Regions from separate parts of the Homo sapiens genome. Here all the other regions are linked to region 1. A link is an interaction called in ENCODE POLR2A ChIA-PET data of the cell type or tissue named here. Cell type or tissue: MCF 10A. All regions are shown on one strand.

The links. Peaks named below come from ENCODE experiments on the same cell type or tissue, not always from the same donor. Only the 100,000 strongest peaks of a DNase experiment are listed, where the experiment ranks them.
Region 2: POLR2A ChIA-PET joins it to region 1 with 7 read pairs; 4 of 35 experiments call an interaction of 5 or more read pairs at or near these places.
Region 3: POLR2A ChIA-PET joins it to region 1 with 5 read pairs; 5 of 35 experiments call an interaction of 5 or more read pairs at or near these places.

Annotation. Positions count from the first base shown.
Region 1 is chr10:63,551,803-63,556,802 of GRCh38, reverse strand. The region is part of intron 1 of REEP3 (receptor accessory protein 3); the gene reads right to left. Among named protein-coding and RNA genes, the nearest start is that of REEP3, 33 kb to the right of the region's middle. In MCF 10A, no CTCF peak of the experiment used is centred here; DNase peaks (open chromatin) are centred at 2,572 and 3,582.
Region 2 is chr10:63,260,004-63,265,003 of GRCh38, reverse strand. JMJD1C (jumonji domain containing 1C) reads left to right here. Exons shown (of 26, transcript NM_032776.3): 3 at 240-353. It overlaps LOC124900287 (a long non-coding RNA gene), which reads left to right and starts at 3,617. Exons shown (of 2, transcript XR_007062158.1): 1 at 3,617-5,000. In MCF 10A, no CTCF peak of the experiment used is centred here; no DNase peak of the experiment used is centred here.
Region 3 is chr10:63,489,494-63,494,493 of GRCh38, reverse strand. It overlaps a transcript of JMJD1C not described here. Among named protein-coding and RNA genes, the nearest start is that of JMJD1C, 26 kb to the right of the region's middle. In MCF 10A, no CTCF peak of the experiment used is centred here; DNase peaks (open chromatin) are centred at 1,893 and 2,733.

The sequences.
Region 1 (5,000 bases):
TTAGCCGGGCGTAGTGGCGGGCGCCTGTAGTCCCAGCTACTTGGGAGGCTGAGGCAGGAGAATGGCGTGAACCCGGGAGGCGGAGCTTGCAGTGAGCCGAGATCCCGCCACTGCACTCCAGCCTGGGCGACAGAGCGAGACTCCGTCTCAAAAAAAAAAAAAAAAAAACAAAACAACAAAAAAAAAAACAAGCAAACAGAAAACAAAACAAAACAAAACAAAACAAAACAAAAACCCCACCAATTTTAAAAATGATTTCATGTAAAATTAAGAGAGAGGGCAAATTTTTCTGTCATTTATAATAGTTCACTCAAATTCTGTTTGAGTATTAGTTCTCTAATATTAATATAGACTGTAATGAATTTAAAAAATAGAATCATAGGCCAGGCATGGTGGCTCACGCCTGTAATCCCAGCACTTTGGGAGGCCAAGGTGGGCGGATCATTTGAGGTCAGGAGTTCGAGACCAGCCTGACCAACATGGTGAAACCCTGTCTCTACTAAAGATACAAAAAAAAAAATTAGTCGGGCATGGTGGCCCGCGCCTGTAATCCCAGCTACTTGGGAGGCTGAGGCAGGAGAATCGCTTAAACCTGGGAAGCGGAGGTTGCAGTGAGCTCTGTTGCAGTGGGTGACAGAGCGACTCTGTCTCAAATAAATAAATAAATAATAAAATAAAATCAGAATCTTAATCTCAATGAGGAATCCCAGAAATAGTTTATAAGAATGGTTTTCTGGTTTTTTTTCAAGGTAGCATTTTTCCCCCAGAGGAAATGTTTCTTAGGAACTTCATAAATAAAGAGATAAATGCAGTTAACAGGTTCCTAAGACAACTTATTTTCACTGATTGTAGAATCCTCTGATGAATTTTAAACCCTTGACAATTATTTGAAAAGTGCCCCTTACAAATGGTTCAGTAGCTCCCAAACCTGTCTATGTAAAATAATCAACTGGGAAGGAGGATTTTTGGCAGTAGGGCTCAAGGATCTGAATTTCTAAATTCTGCATCTTCAACAAACCAATGTGTGACAATATTATGCTTAGTTTGGTGTTGGATTAAAACTGATTATGATTAAGCAATATGTTGTCAGTACAGTACGTTGGTTAACTGGATTTTTTAAAGTAATGTGAAAGTCATTATAGGTTATCTGGACTTTTGCCACGCTCTATCCTTCACTTAGATGCAAAAATAAATGTAAGACATCATGATAAAAGAAGAGAGAGTTACAAAGAGTAGACTAAATGGTTACAAGTAGTGCAAAGTCTACTGATAACCAAGGTACCTGTGTATATTCTCCCTGTGATAAACTTCCTACATGAGTTTTTCTGCCATGGCAGCCATCAGGTAGCAAAGGTCATGCATGATCACTGCCAAAATAATATGTAATTTTTGTCTTACACAAATTTTAAGAAAAATACATTTGTTGCTAAAAATCTCTGTCAGTAGAGAATTCCCATTTAGTAAAACAATGGTTAAGTGACTAAACCTTAAAGAAAAATATGAAAATTCCATACAAGGAGAAAGAGTCAAACCCATGGGGAAAAAAACAACAACAGCCCCAAATCCTGAATTCTATAACCAAAGGTCCCCATGTTTAAAACCATGAAGGAGAGAAAAAGACAGTGGAAATTCCTTTGAAAGACTTTATGTTTTTCATAATACTCATCAAAAGCTATGAAACTTGGAATTTTCATGTTAGAGCTAAACTTAGCTAAATTGGAGCTACATTTCTAATTTTACTCCAGAGCCTATAATTTCTATTCTAAAAGGAAAGGTAAAGATGAAACTAGAGGGGAAAAAAAATCAAGCTACAGCAACTCAGACTCAAACTTCCTCATCTCCTCACTCTCTCCCCACTAGCCACGCCCCACTACAACCACAAGGGCCTACCATGTGGTAGACCCCAACAAAAAAATGTTTAGAAGAATGCTGAACTTGGAACAGAGTACACTGTAGAATCAAGGGCTACAAACCCTTGAAGCACTCCAGTAACTCAGCATCCTGTGGGTAGAGTACCACAGAATGGCTCATAGGGCTGAAAGAAGACAATGGTCCCTACAATCTACAGCACTCCACAGTTTTCCAGCTGCAATTTTTCCATCCTGATTGTCATTACACACAGAAAATTCATAGGCGAGGTAGGTGCTATTGTTCTAGTTCTACAGATGATAAAAGTAAGGCTTAGAGAGATTAATGATCTTATGAATTAAGCACATAGCAAGTGTTAAAGCCAAAACATAGAACTTCTAATTTGAAGACCTGTGCTCTTTCCTCTATACCAAAAAACTGTCCCCCAAAGAAAACCTGTATTTCATACAATGTATAGCTCATAGCAGATCCCCAATATTAACAGTTCGATGATGTCAATATTCCGAAGTTCTCTAAACAATTGTAATTCCACAGGCATACTACTGTCATATAAAAAAAATATCTGAGACCCATTTTCTGATTGTATACTAAGTCTACATAAAGGAATATGCATGTCTTTAATCAACAATCATCACACCCTTTAATTCCTATCAAATGATTACTCATGATCTGACCAATTCCTGATTCCTGAGTAACTCTTGACTCAGAGGAGTTGTTTACTTTATTTAGCCCCTTAAGCACAGGATGTGTAAAATTTGAACTTACCATTAGGCCCACTGACTTAAAGATAACGTGAAAGTTCAATTGCAATCTAAGGTTTTTTTTTTTTTTTGAGACGGAGTCTTGCTCTGTCACCCAGGCTGGAGGGCAGTGGTGCGATCTCCACTCACTGCAAGCTCTGCCTCCCGGGTTCACGCCATTCTCCTGCCTCAGCCTCCTGAGTAGCTGGGACTACAGGCGCCTGCCACCACGCCCAGCTAATTTTTTGTATTTTTAGTAGAGACGTGGTTTTACCGTGTTAGCCAGGATGGTCTCGATCTCCTGACCTTGTGATCCAACCGCCTCGGCCTCCCAAAGTGCTGGGATTACAAATAGGCGTGAGCCACCGCCCCCGGCCAATCTAAGTTTTAAAAAGCTTCTGGTGAAGAAAAAACATGTACAAACAATTGTGAAAACATTGCAAAAAATTTCCTCTCCTGAAATACATCCGTCTCTACAAATTAAAGGAGGATGAGTAAGGAAAGCCATAAACACAAATTCTACCCTATTCTGTGCAATTCATTCAGTATCACATGACCACAAAGTGAACTTCTCTAAACTGAACTCAGATATAAAATTCTGGCCAAGCCCTCCCATAGAACATTCATACCTAATGTACAGTCTAAGCTACAGTCACCTACAGGCACTTCACCAATGAGCATGAAAACGCTTCACCAGGTTAATTTAATATTTTGCTTTCAAACAATCTTTTAAGTCTCCATTAAACAATAACAGGTATCACTGACGGCATACTACATGTCAAGGCACTGTGTTTTTCTATCACTAGGGATACATCAGTGAACTTGCTATCGCTTTTTAATGAAAATTAAATTTGTGATGATTTGGAAACCAAAACATTCTATTTTCATATTTCTTAAACCACTTCCTTCATTCCATTTATTCAAATCACTCTAATACCTCCAGCATCTCCAACACAGTAATTTTTTCCCATGCCACTCCCTGTAGCTAGAACAATCTCGCTCTTCATGTTGTGAGCTCTCCCTCCTCTCAGAGCCACACTGCCTGTTTACTGTCTTTCATTAACGGGGCTTTAAAAAAAGGTTTGGTCTTCTTATTTTGTAAAGTAAGTGAACAATAACAGAAGTTACATTACAGAAGTAACAACCAGAACATAAAAATTAAGTCATTGTAAAAGCATTTGTGAGTATTCTCCATGTTCTCTTGAGATGGTCAACTGACAAAGACAATGTCTAAGTACTTTCTTACTACAAGAAAATCAGAGAGGTGGGAACTTTATTTCTATCTGGGACAACCTGACAGAAAAAGAAACAAACATGTGCCACAAGAACTACACTACCACCTAATTTAATTCTGACATCAGTAATTACAGCACAAAACCAGCAGACTGGCTGCTTGGCACTAGCAAGCCCCCTGTGTCTAATGAAACGTCACTCAAAGGCAGTCTGGGATGATCCTACTTGAGAAATGGTATAATCTCCACCAATCCTAACTTTACTACTTTTTTCCTCCCTAAAGAAACATATACAAGTGATTAAATGAAGGGCAGTCCATCTATCAACTGAAAAGAAGGGGTGTTAAAATTCCTCATCATGAGGGCACTGTTCTGCTAGGGAGAAAAAAGAGAAATGACAATAAGATGCAATGCTATTTGATTGGATTCTGTATTAAAAACAATAACCAGGTAGCTACATAAGGCACTACTTGGGCAACTTGGGTATTTTGGATATGAACTACTTTAGGTATTAATAGTTCATCAATGTTATATTTCTTTCTTTTTTTTTTGAGACGGAGTCTTGCTCTGTGGTCCAGGCTGGAGTGCAGGGGCAAAATCTCGGCTCACTGCAGGCTCCGCCTCCTGAATTCATGCCATTCTCCTGCTTCAGCCTCCCGAGTAGCTGGAACTACAGGTATGTGCCACCACACCCAGCTAATTTTTTTTTTTTTGTATTTTTAGTAAAGACAGGGTTTCACCGTGTTAGCCAGGATGGTCTTGATCTCCTGACCTCGTGATCCACCTGCCTCGGCCTCCCAAAGTGCTGGGATTACAGGCGTGAGCCACTGTGCCCGGCCCCAGTGCTGTATTTCTTAAGTGATATTTGTCTTGTGACTATATAAGATAATGCCTTATTTAGGAGATATAATAATTAAGACAGAAATGCCATAATGTTGGCCACTTACTCTTTTAAAATAAAATTTTAATTTTAGAACAGTTTTGCAGAAAAAGTGTGAAGATAGTACAGATAGTTCCCATAAACTCCACAACTGATTTCTCTTATTCTTAAAATTTTACATTGGTATGACACATTTGCCACAATTAAGAAACTAATAATAATATATCGTTATTAATTGAAGTCCATACTTTATTCAAATTTTCCTGGTTTTTCCTAAGG
Region 2 (5,000 bases), 290 kb after region 1:
GGACTTAGTATACTCAAATATGCCCATATCACATGTAGATCTAGTTTGTTTCTTTTAAATAAACACAGATACCTTATGGTGTAGATAAAAGCATTAGTTTATAATATGAAAATTAATATTAGGTACCCTAAGACTCTGTAGTGATAATGACATTGATACATTGTATTGGTGTGTGTTCCTTCATAATTTCAGGATACTACCCAGAAAATTATCATTAGAAATTTTTTTTTTCTTGGCAGACTTTCAAACCTCTGGTTGAAAGAAATATACCCAGTTCAGTCACTGCAGTAGAATTCCTTGTAGATAAGCAACTGGATTTTTTAACTGAAGATAGTGCCTTTCAGCCCTACCAGGTAAGAAATTTTAGATTACTTTTTAAAATTAAAGGTTAATTAAACTTTATTGATATTCAGACATTCTTTAAACAATATTCTTTAAATATCATTTCATCTAACTTCTAGTTGTGTGAAAAACCCAATGAATGCAGTCAGTTGATTTTGCTTATAGGATAAACGATTTATTAATTCAATTAACAATATATACTGAGAACCTACTATGAGCCAGGCAGTGTTCTGTTGCAAGGAATACAGAAGTAAACAAAATAAAGTATCTGACATTCTAAATAATCATTATTAGAAAATAATTGGTTAAATATTAGTATAAATTGTCTTCAATGCTAAACGTTAAGAATTGGGTAAATTAATATAATTAAATGAGATTAGTGTTTATGTATACCTATCAGTTTAGCATAATAGTTCTTTTTTTAAAGGGGAAATTTTTTTAGATTGTCAGTAATTGAATGATTTTATATATAAATTTCAGTTCTCCATTATTGCAATTTAAATACAAATACATTTAATTAGGAAAACATTTTCCAGTTGACTATTAGCTTTTAATTATGTGAAGAAACTCATCAAAAGTATTAAGCTAAATATTTTTTAAGATTGTTGAAATTACCAGTTAATTTTTTCAGGTATAAGTAAAGCTCACAGAATTGTGTGTGTGTGTGTGTGTGTGTGTGTGTGTGTGTGTGTGTGTGTGTGTATGTGTATTTTTTTTTTTTTTTTTTTCCGTGATGGAGTCTCACTCTTTCACCCAGGCTGGAATGCAGTGGCACGTTCTTGGTTCACTGCAACTTCCGCCTCCTGGGTTCAAGCAATGCTCCTGCCTCAGCCTCCAGAGCAGCTGGGATGACAGGCACACACCACCACGCCCAGCTAATTTTTGTATTTTTAATAGAGATGGGGTTTCACAATGTTGGCCAGACTGGTCTCGAACTCCTGACCTCAAGTGGTCTGCCCGCCTCGGCCTCCCAAAGTGCTGGGATTACAGGCGTGAGCCACCACACCTGGCCTTCATTTGTATATTTAGAGTTTAGGTTGAATTAAATGGATATATTATAGATTTCTTTTTACTCAGATGTTTTAAAATAATACAGTAATTGCATGGAAAGAAAGGATGAGTGAACCAGTTTAAATTTTTTCTAATGGAGTAAAAAGTTAATACTATTTTATTTCAGACTTGTTACTGTTTTTCAAAAATAAAATGTAGAGCTATTATTTCCATGGAGAGAACAAGAGCTTGTGTTAATGAGCAGTTATTTGTTGTGCATGGATTTGTAATACTTAGGGAATTAGAATAGTTCTCTTAGGTCCACCAAAATGAGATGTTAGTTCATTTAGTGTAAACATTATTTCATGTTTTGAAGTCTATATAGATGTGCTCTTGTCTTTCCACTTGATTTTTCTTGTTTCTTTAAAGGACCTAGTTTTTTTGTATTGTTAGCTTTTGTTCTTTGTTTATAATATTTATTTCATAGCAAATCCCAATTTAATAGTGGAGGTGTTGGAGCTTTTCCCTGGGGTTTTATTTTGTTAATTGTGAATACCATTTAGTTTACTACAGACCTTATCATTTCATTTCCCCCAGTCAGTTAGAGGGAGTTAGAGTAGGTGAATCTAGGTGAAATCAAAGGAACCTTCCAAATCTTAATGTTTTAATTCTGTGGTTGTATTATTAGCACTTTTGGAACCAAGTTTCAGCTTGGATTTGGTTTAGAGAAGTGAAATCGTTATGTAGAAATTACTTTTAAAAATAAACTCTTGCCAGGTGGCCTAAAACTCGACATGTTTTTGAAAATTACAATGATTGAAAGAATATGCTGGGGGAGAGTGGGGGGGGTACCCTAACTTTTTTTAAAACAGTTTGAGAGGCATAAGAGCTAAAGTCTTAACGCAGTTTAGTGAATTGTATGTTTGTCTCTGTTAGTAAGCTATTTAATCTGCTCTGCTAGTGTATATACTAAGTCACCCTCTGGCCTAGAAGGATGCCATATCTTCCAGAAGTGAAGTGATTGACTTGACATTTTAACCATTGTGTTTCTGAAAAATGTGAATTCCGAGTTCAAAGAAATCAGTAGGAATTAACATGAGAGCACTTGATTTGGGATCTAGCATACCTTAGTTTTAGAATTTCTTACGAATTTTAGACTAAGTGCTGGTTTATAGCAGAGCTTTTCTATGTGCATTTTTTATAGTTAGGGTTTTTAAATAAGATCAGGTTATAAATATAAAAATATTTTCTCCCATGTGTAAATGATAGACATTTATCTTATTTTGAATGAAAATTTACTACAGATACCTAAGATGGTTAAATTTATTTATTTAAATAAATCTTATGAAATACAGAAATGTTCTAGAAAGAAGAAAAAAAAATTTAGAGTTCGTGTAATTACAATGGCTCTATACCAGATTGATTGTTTTCTAACCAGTTGTCCAAGCAGTACATTAAATTCCTTAGCTTCTTAAAATGGCAGCTGTTACTGGCATAAATTTTGTAAATAGTGCCTTGACCTATCTCAACCTTAGGGTAACCCTCTGTAAGTCAAGGGGAGTTTGGGTACACTTGAATAAGCTTTTTAATTGAGCTTATTTCTTTCTCACTTTTTAAAATTTCATGAGGCAGTTTCTTAATATGGATGCTAATTATCCTTTATAAACTTTTTAAGTAGGTGGGGGAAAATTCTCTTTGGAAATGGCCTTTGTGTATATTATTTTTTAGTCTAGAGTGGTAGGTACATGTAAGTTTTTAAAATTTCCAGAAATGATGCTTTGCTGTGAATCTAATTAAATGTTTTCAGTGGGAATTCCCAGTCTGCCACCTTTATCCTTGATTTCTCAGCATTTTATTCAGTAGCAGTATGTTTTTCTTTAGTTTCCTTTACAAGTTGCACAGCCTTATTCTTCATTAAATCAGAATGATAAACTAAGGTAGTGGTTAGGAAACAGATGAGTCAGGATTAATACAAGTCCTTTCACTTTTAAGTCATTGGTTTGAAGCCCACTCTTTTCTCTGAATGATTTGAATGTATTGAATATCAGATAGCAAGTATTAAGTTAGTTAACCTGGTCAGCTTTTTTTCTTCTTCTTCTTTTTTTTTCTGTCGCTCAGGCTGGAGTGCTGTGGCACAATCTCAGCTCACTGCAACCTCCGCCTCCCGGTTTCAAGAAATTCTTCTGCCTCATCCTCCTGAGTAACTGGGATTACAGGTGTGCACCACCACTCCCAGCTAATATTTGTATTTTCAGTAGAGATGGGTTTTCGCCATGTTGACCAGGCTGGTCTTGAACTCCTGACCTCAGATGATCCACCCCGCCTTGGCCTCCAAAAGTACTGAGAATACAGTTGTGAGCCACTGCGCCCGGCACTGGTCAGATTTTTGGGTGACGTTTAGTTGGGTATTCCAGGATGCAATCATTATATATTATAGTTTTTAGTATTTTGGAAAGAAACATGACTAAAAAGAGAAATTGAACCAACATTTTCAGAGAGTATAATGGATATATATTAATTAGGCCACTGAAGCAACAGGCCTCGATATTGTTAAGTGTCTTTCTCCTTCCCTGTGCACACAAATAAGTTTCTACTTCCTCCTTTTAGGTTTCCTGATCATGCCTGGCTACACTTAACATTCTTTGAAGTAGGGGGGAAGGGAAAAGGGAGAGGAAGCAGTGGGGAAATCTGCAGATTCTACTGTGTTTTTTAGCTAGCTGGGAAGAAGGAGGAGAAAATAAATTATTGCTTCTTAAAGGTACTTTTAATAGTTTTTTGTTACGCCAGGCACGGTGGCTCATGCCTGTAATCCCAGCACTTTGAGAAGCCGAAGCGGGCGGATCATGAGGTCAGGAGTTCGAGACCACCCTGGCCAACATGGTGAAATGCAGTCTCTACTAAAAATACAAAAAAAAATTAACCGGCGTGGTGGCGGGCGCCTGTAATCCCAGCTACTTTGGAGGCTGAAGCAGGAGAATCGCTTGAACCTGGGAGGCAGAGGTTTCAGTGAGCCGAGACCGCGCCACTGCACTCTAGCCTGGGCAACAGAGCGTGACTACATCTCAAAAAAAAATAGTTTTTTTTTTGTTGTTACTATAATCTCTGTGGTATTGTTGCTTTACTTTGGAGTATGATTATAGAAGTTCAAAAAAACTTTCCATTAAATTTTGATAACAGTTTTGATCACATTCACATAAAAATTTTGATAATGAAATGAAATATTTAGCTTTTAGCATGATTTTGAAATCATTTTATCATGGATTTTGGCTACTGGCCGTGCACACACCTACAGTTTTCAGGTTGGGGTTGCTTCATAGAGAATGTGGAAGAGATTATTTCTTACCTGAAAGTTGTACATGATTCATACCAACTAACCTGGCTTGGTCTGGCTTGTTAGTCCAGTATTTTTAGGCATCACATTCCTCTTTGCTTTTAAATGTAATAAAGAAATAAAACAAAGGTCACTAGTTAAAACCGTTAGAGATTTGATACGGAATGTGGTTGTCCAAAATTATACCGCATGTTTATCTTACAGTATATTAAAATTCATTGTAGTAATGAGGTGTTTTCCCTAAAATAAGGTAGAATCATAAATCCTAGACCTGAAGGAATGATTCCATTAGAAGTTCTGGATCCCAGCTACTCTGGAGGCTGAGGCAAGAGAATCA
Region 3 (5,000 bases), 62 kb after region 1:
TTTCTTCCCATAATATAAAAAGAAGTTAATTTAAATATCTTTGCTTTCTAATATACACAATATGATGACATTTTTAACTTAAATGATATGCAGCACTTTTTGAACCTAGAAACTTATTTAATAATGAAGCTTTATAACTCTTTGCTATAGATTAATAACTTTCCAAACTTTTTTTTTTTTTTGAGACGGAGTTTCGTTTATGTTGCCCAGGCTGGAGTGCAGTGGCGCAATCTCAGCTCACCGCAACCTCTGCCTCCCGGGTTCAAGTGATTCTCCTGCCTCAGCTTCCCAAGTAGCTGGGATTACAGGCATGTGCCACCTTGCCCGGCTAACTTTTGTATTTTTAGTAGAGATGGGGTTTCTCCGTGTTGGTCAGGCTGGTCTCGATCTCCTGACCTCAGGTGATCCGCCCGCCTCGGCCTTCCAAAGTGCTGGGATTATAGGCATGAGCCACCAGGCCCAACTTTCCAAACTTTGAAAAGTATTCTGAGTCAGGCTACATAGAAATCATATACCCTACTTCCTGCCAGCTACGGGAAGAAAAGACTCCATGGTTTCTCTCTCTCTTTGTTTTTATTTTTTTCCTTCTTTTTAAAAAATGTGATCAGAGATCTGGATTGGAAAGAAAACATTCTTAGAGTTATTTGAGAGCTTTGTTATTTTCCCAGTTCCTTTCTAACTTTATATGAGTTTATTCCCTCCATTTGTAAAGTGGCTACTCATCTGCTCTGTGAAAATGGCTAATCCCTAAATTAATTTATGTTCAAAAAGAGAACATTTATGCTTCTGTTTTAGGTGCTGTTGAATTTATTATCTAATAATATGTACTTTCAAAAATTAGGAATTAGCCGGGTGTGGTGGCTCACGCCTGTAATTAACAGATTTAAAATTTTATTATAAAAATATGAATTAGGCTGGGGGTGGTGGCTCACGCCTGTAATCCCAGCACTTTGGGAGGCCAAGTCAGGCGGTTCACCTGAGGTCAGGAGTTTGAGACTAGCCTAGACAACATGGTGAAACCCTGTCTCTATTAAAAATACAAAAATTAGCAGGGCGTGGTGGCTGACGCCTATAATCGCAGCTACTCATGAGGCGGAGGCAGGAGTCATGAGGCAGAGGCAGGAGAATCGCTTGAACCAAGGAGGTGGAGGTTTCAGTGAGCCTAGATCATGCCACTGCACTCCAGCCTGGGCAACAAGAGTGAAACTCCATCTCAAAAAAAAAAAAAAAAAAAAAAAAAAAAAGAAATAACAGTTTTGTTCCCATCTACTTAAAAATAGCCTGTGATTCTTACATATATGTTGATTTAGATTGTAGGAATATCTTTTTGCTATGAATACATTATTTTGTTAAGTCTCCATACTCAGTGATTTTGCTTGAATTACGAATGGTGTTGAAAAAAGATAATGGAAAGGTTAACATAGGAGAGAAACGGAAAGAAAGAAAGAAATTCAGGCAATTGAAAATCATCCTTCTATTTCTCCCCCTTAAGCTAACACTTTCACCTGATACTTACCTTGAAGATATATGTGACAGTTATCTAGACTCATATTTCAGTTAGTACCTCACAGCTAAGAGTGTAGACTTTAAGTTCATGTTGGGGTTATTCAGACAAAACTGTAGTGGGTTATTTGTCTGAATTATGTTCAGTTGCTTTGACCTGCATCCACACTTTGAACTTGCCACTTTGAGATTGGCATATTAAAAAGTGTAATTTGTTTTCTTTTCCCTTTTTCTTATATTTTTAGTGATTATTTTTATTAATGTGCTTTTTAAAAATAATCTTTTATTTTTATTTTATTTTATTTTATATTGTTTTGAGACAGAGCCTCACTCTGTCAGCCAGGCTGGAGTGCAGTGTTCGCAATCTTGGCTTACTGCCACCTCTGTCTCCTGGGTTCAGGTGGTTCTCATGCCTCAGAGTCCCGAGTAGCTGTGACTACAGGCCCACGCCACCACGCCACCACGCCCAGCTAATTTTTGTATTTTTATTAGAGACAGGGTTTTGTCATGTTGGCCAGGCTGGTCTTAAACCCCTGACCTCAAGTGATCCACCAACCTTGGCCTCCCAAAGTGCTGGGATTACAGGCGTGAGTCACTGTGCCTGGCCATTTCTTTATAATCTTTTAAATCTTTATTGTAGGCTAAAATTTTTCTTCCCATGATTAATTTCATCAAACTTTGTTCATATCAGAAGGAATCTTTTTATTTGGAGTTTCCGCTTGACTTTGAAAGAAAAAGTGCCAGCCTGGGCAACATGGTGAAACACTGTCTCTACAAAAAATACAAAAAATTATCCAGGCATGGTGGCATGGGCCTGTAGTCCCAGCTGCTTCCGGGGCTGAGGCGGGAGGATCCCTTGAGCCCAGGAGGTCGAGGGTGCAGAGAGCCGAGATCACGCTTTACTCCAGCCTGGGTGACAAAGTCTCGAAAGAGAGAGAGAGAAAGAAGAAAGAAAAAGTTATAATTTACTCTATATGTTGTTTAAAGGAAAAGTTTCTCTGTAAGGAAAAGGAATTTCTGCTAGGTTGCATTCCCCCCGCTCTGCCCCTCTTAGTTTAGAATGAATTCTGTTTTGTGCTGACAAATAGCTGTTTCTGAAGTTGGCAAGAAAATTTCCTCTTGGGACTCCACTAGAAGTGTTGTAGTAGCTATCTGATTCAACTGCTTAGAAAGCTCTCTGAAAGTTGCCTTGTTTGTCTGGAAAGAGTGAGGAGCCCAAACCTGCTTTTTCCCTGGAGGGGGGTTGTAGCTATAAGCTGTTATGGGAAGAACTAGGAGGGATTGTGTCATAACAGTATGAAATTGAGCAATACCAAGGCATAATTAAAATTTCATACTCCAAAGCAAATTTTCAGACACAATAAAGAAGGGCTCTTAAAGATAGGCTTGGGTAGTATTTTATACTCTTATCCACCTTCTTAGGAGATAGAAAGGAAAGAGGAGGAAGATTTTCCTTTTCTTCATTTTCTTTTTATTTAAAACAGTCCACAAGTAAGCTGACTGCCTTATGCGAGTCATTATGCAAGAAAGGAAGGGGGATCAAGAGTTACTGGTGCAGATTCCATCTTACTATAAAATAAAATTGTGGGTCTTTATGTAATATCTTATTGAATACTAATTGTTTTATATTAAAATATTACATGTAAATATTAAGATACCCCATGAAATTATTTTGAATCAGATCAAGTGGCAAGGAGAAAAGAGTCAGTAGTTAAGAATAACTGGGGGAGGGGGTGATGAAAAAGAAAAGTTATAATAGTAAAATGAGATGAGGAAGGTAATAGAAAAGTTGGAAGCAGAGAAGTTAAGTAAAATAACTATTTCTGTTTTCTCCATCTGCCATCTTCATTCTTTGCCAACTTTTAGGCCACCTTGAAGAGATTACCTTGATTATCTTGCCCACACACTAAATTGTGTGACCACAGGGCAAGATACAACAATTCGTCATCTCAGTTTTCTTATTTCTAAGGTTAGTAAACTAGTACTTAGCACATAGAGTTGTTGCATGGATTAAATGAGCTATCTATAGATTGCTCATTAGCGTGCTTCGTGCATGGTAGGTGCTCAGTAAATGTTAACTGTTATTTTTGTCATCACTATTGTTATTAATGCCTCCTTTATTTATTCATGCATTCAACAGATGTTTATTGAATGCTTATATTGGAAGTTGGTGATTAAACAAAACAAAGTTCCTGCCCTTCTTGAGTTCCTGCCCTCAAGAAGCTTTCATTCACTCTTGTGAACAAGACAGTTAATAAGCAAGCAAATAAATAATTAGGCTGGGTGCGGTGGCTCACGCCTGTAATCCCAGCACTTTGGGAAGCCGAGGTGGGTGGATCACGAGGTCAACAGATTGAGACCAGCCTGAACAACATGGTGAAACCCCGTCTCTATTAAAAATACAAAAATAAGCTGGGCATGGTGGCGCGTATCTGTAGTCCCAGCTACTTGTCAGGCTGAGGCAGAAGAATCATTTGAACCTAGGAGGCGGAGGTTGCGGGGAGCCAAGATTGCACCACTGCACTCCAGCCTGGCAATAGAGTGAGACTTTGTCTCAAAAAAAAAAAATAAAATAAATAAATAATTATAGATTGTGCTAAGTGCTGTGAAGGAAATAAATAGAGGGACAAGAAAGAAAGAATAACTGAGGAGTCACTTTCTGTGAGGGTGTCCATGAAGGGCTTCATGAAGAGGTGGCAGTTGAGCTGAGGCCTAAAAATTGAGAATGAGCTCAGTAGGTCAAGAGTCTGGGAAAGTGCATTCCCATAAAGGAAGCAGCATGTGCAAGGCTCAGGTTGGAGACAGCTTGTACATCTGAGGTGTAGAACAGTGGTCCCCAGCCTTTTTGGCACCAGGGGCCAGTTTCATGGAAGACAATGTTTCCAAGGACTGGGGTGGGTGAATAGTTTTGGGATGAAACTCTTCCACCCCAGATCATCAGGCATTAGATTCTCATAAGGAACATGCAACCTAGATCCTTCGTGTGCTCAGTTCACAGTGTCCTCCTGTGAGAATCTAATGCAGCTGCTGATTTGACAGGAGGCAGAGCTCAGGCTAGATAATGCGCCCTCACAGGCAGCTCACCTCCTGCTTTGCAGCCCAGTTCCTAACAAGCCATGGACTGGTACTGGTCCATGGTCCGGGGGATGGGGACCCCTGGTATAGAACCTGGAAAAGTGGGCCAGACCCAGTGGCTCACGCCTGTAATCCCAGCACTTTGGGAGACTGAGGTGGGTGAATCACTTGAGGTTAGAAGTTCAAGACCAGCCTGGCCAATATGGTGAAATATGTCTCTATTAAAAATATAAAAATTAGCCAGGTGTGGTAGTGCATGCCTGTAATCCCAGTGTTGAATCTCTTCACTCATTCCTTTTAGACCCCCATCCAACAGTTACTCCTCTTGCTTGCAGTACTTTTCCTTGAGATTTTTCTGAAAGCATAATGCGTCCTTTAGTTACAGTTTCAGCTCCACTCCTTTCAGCCAGTACTCGGTGAAA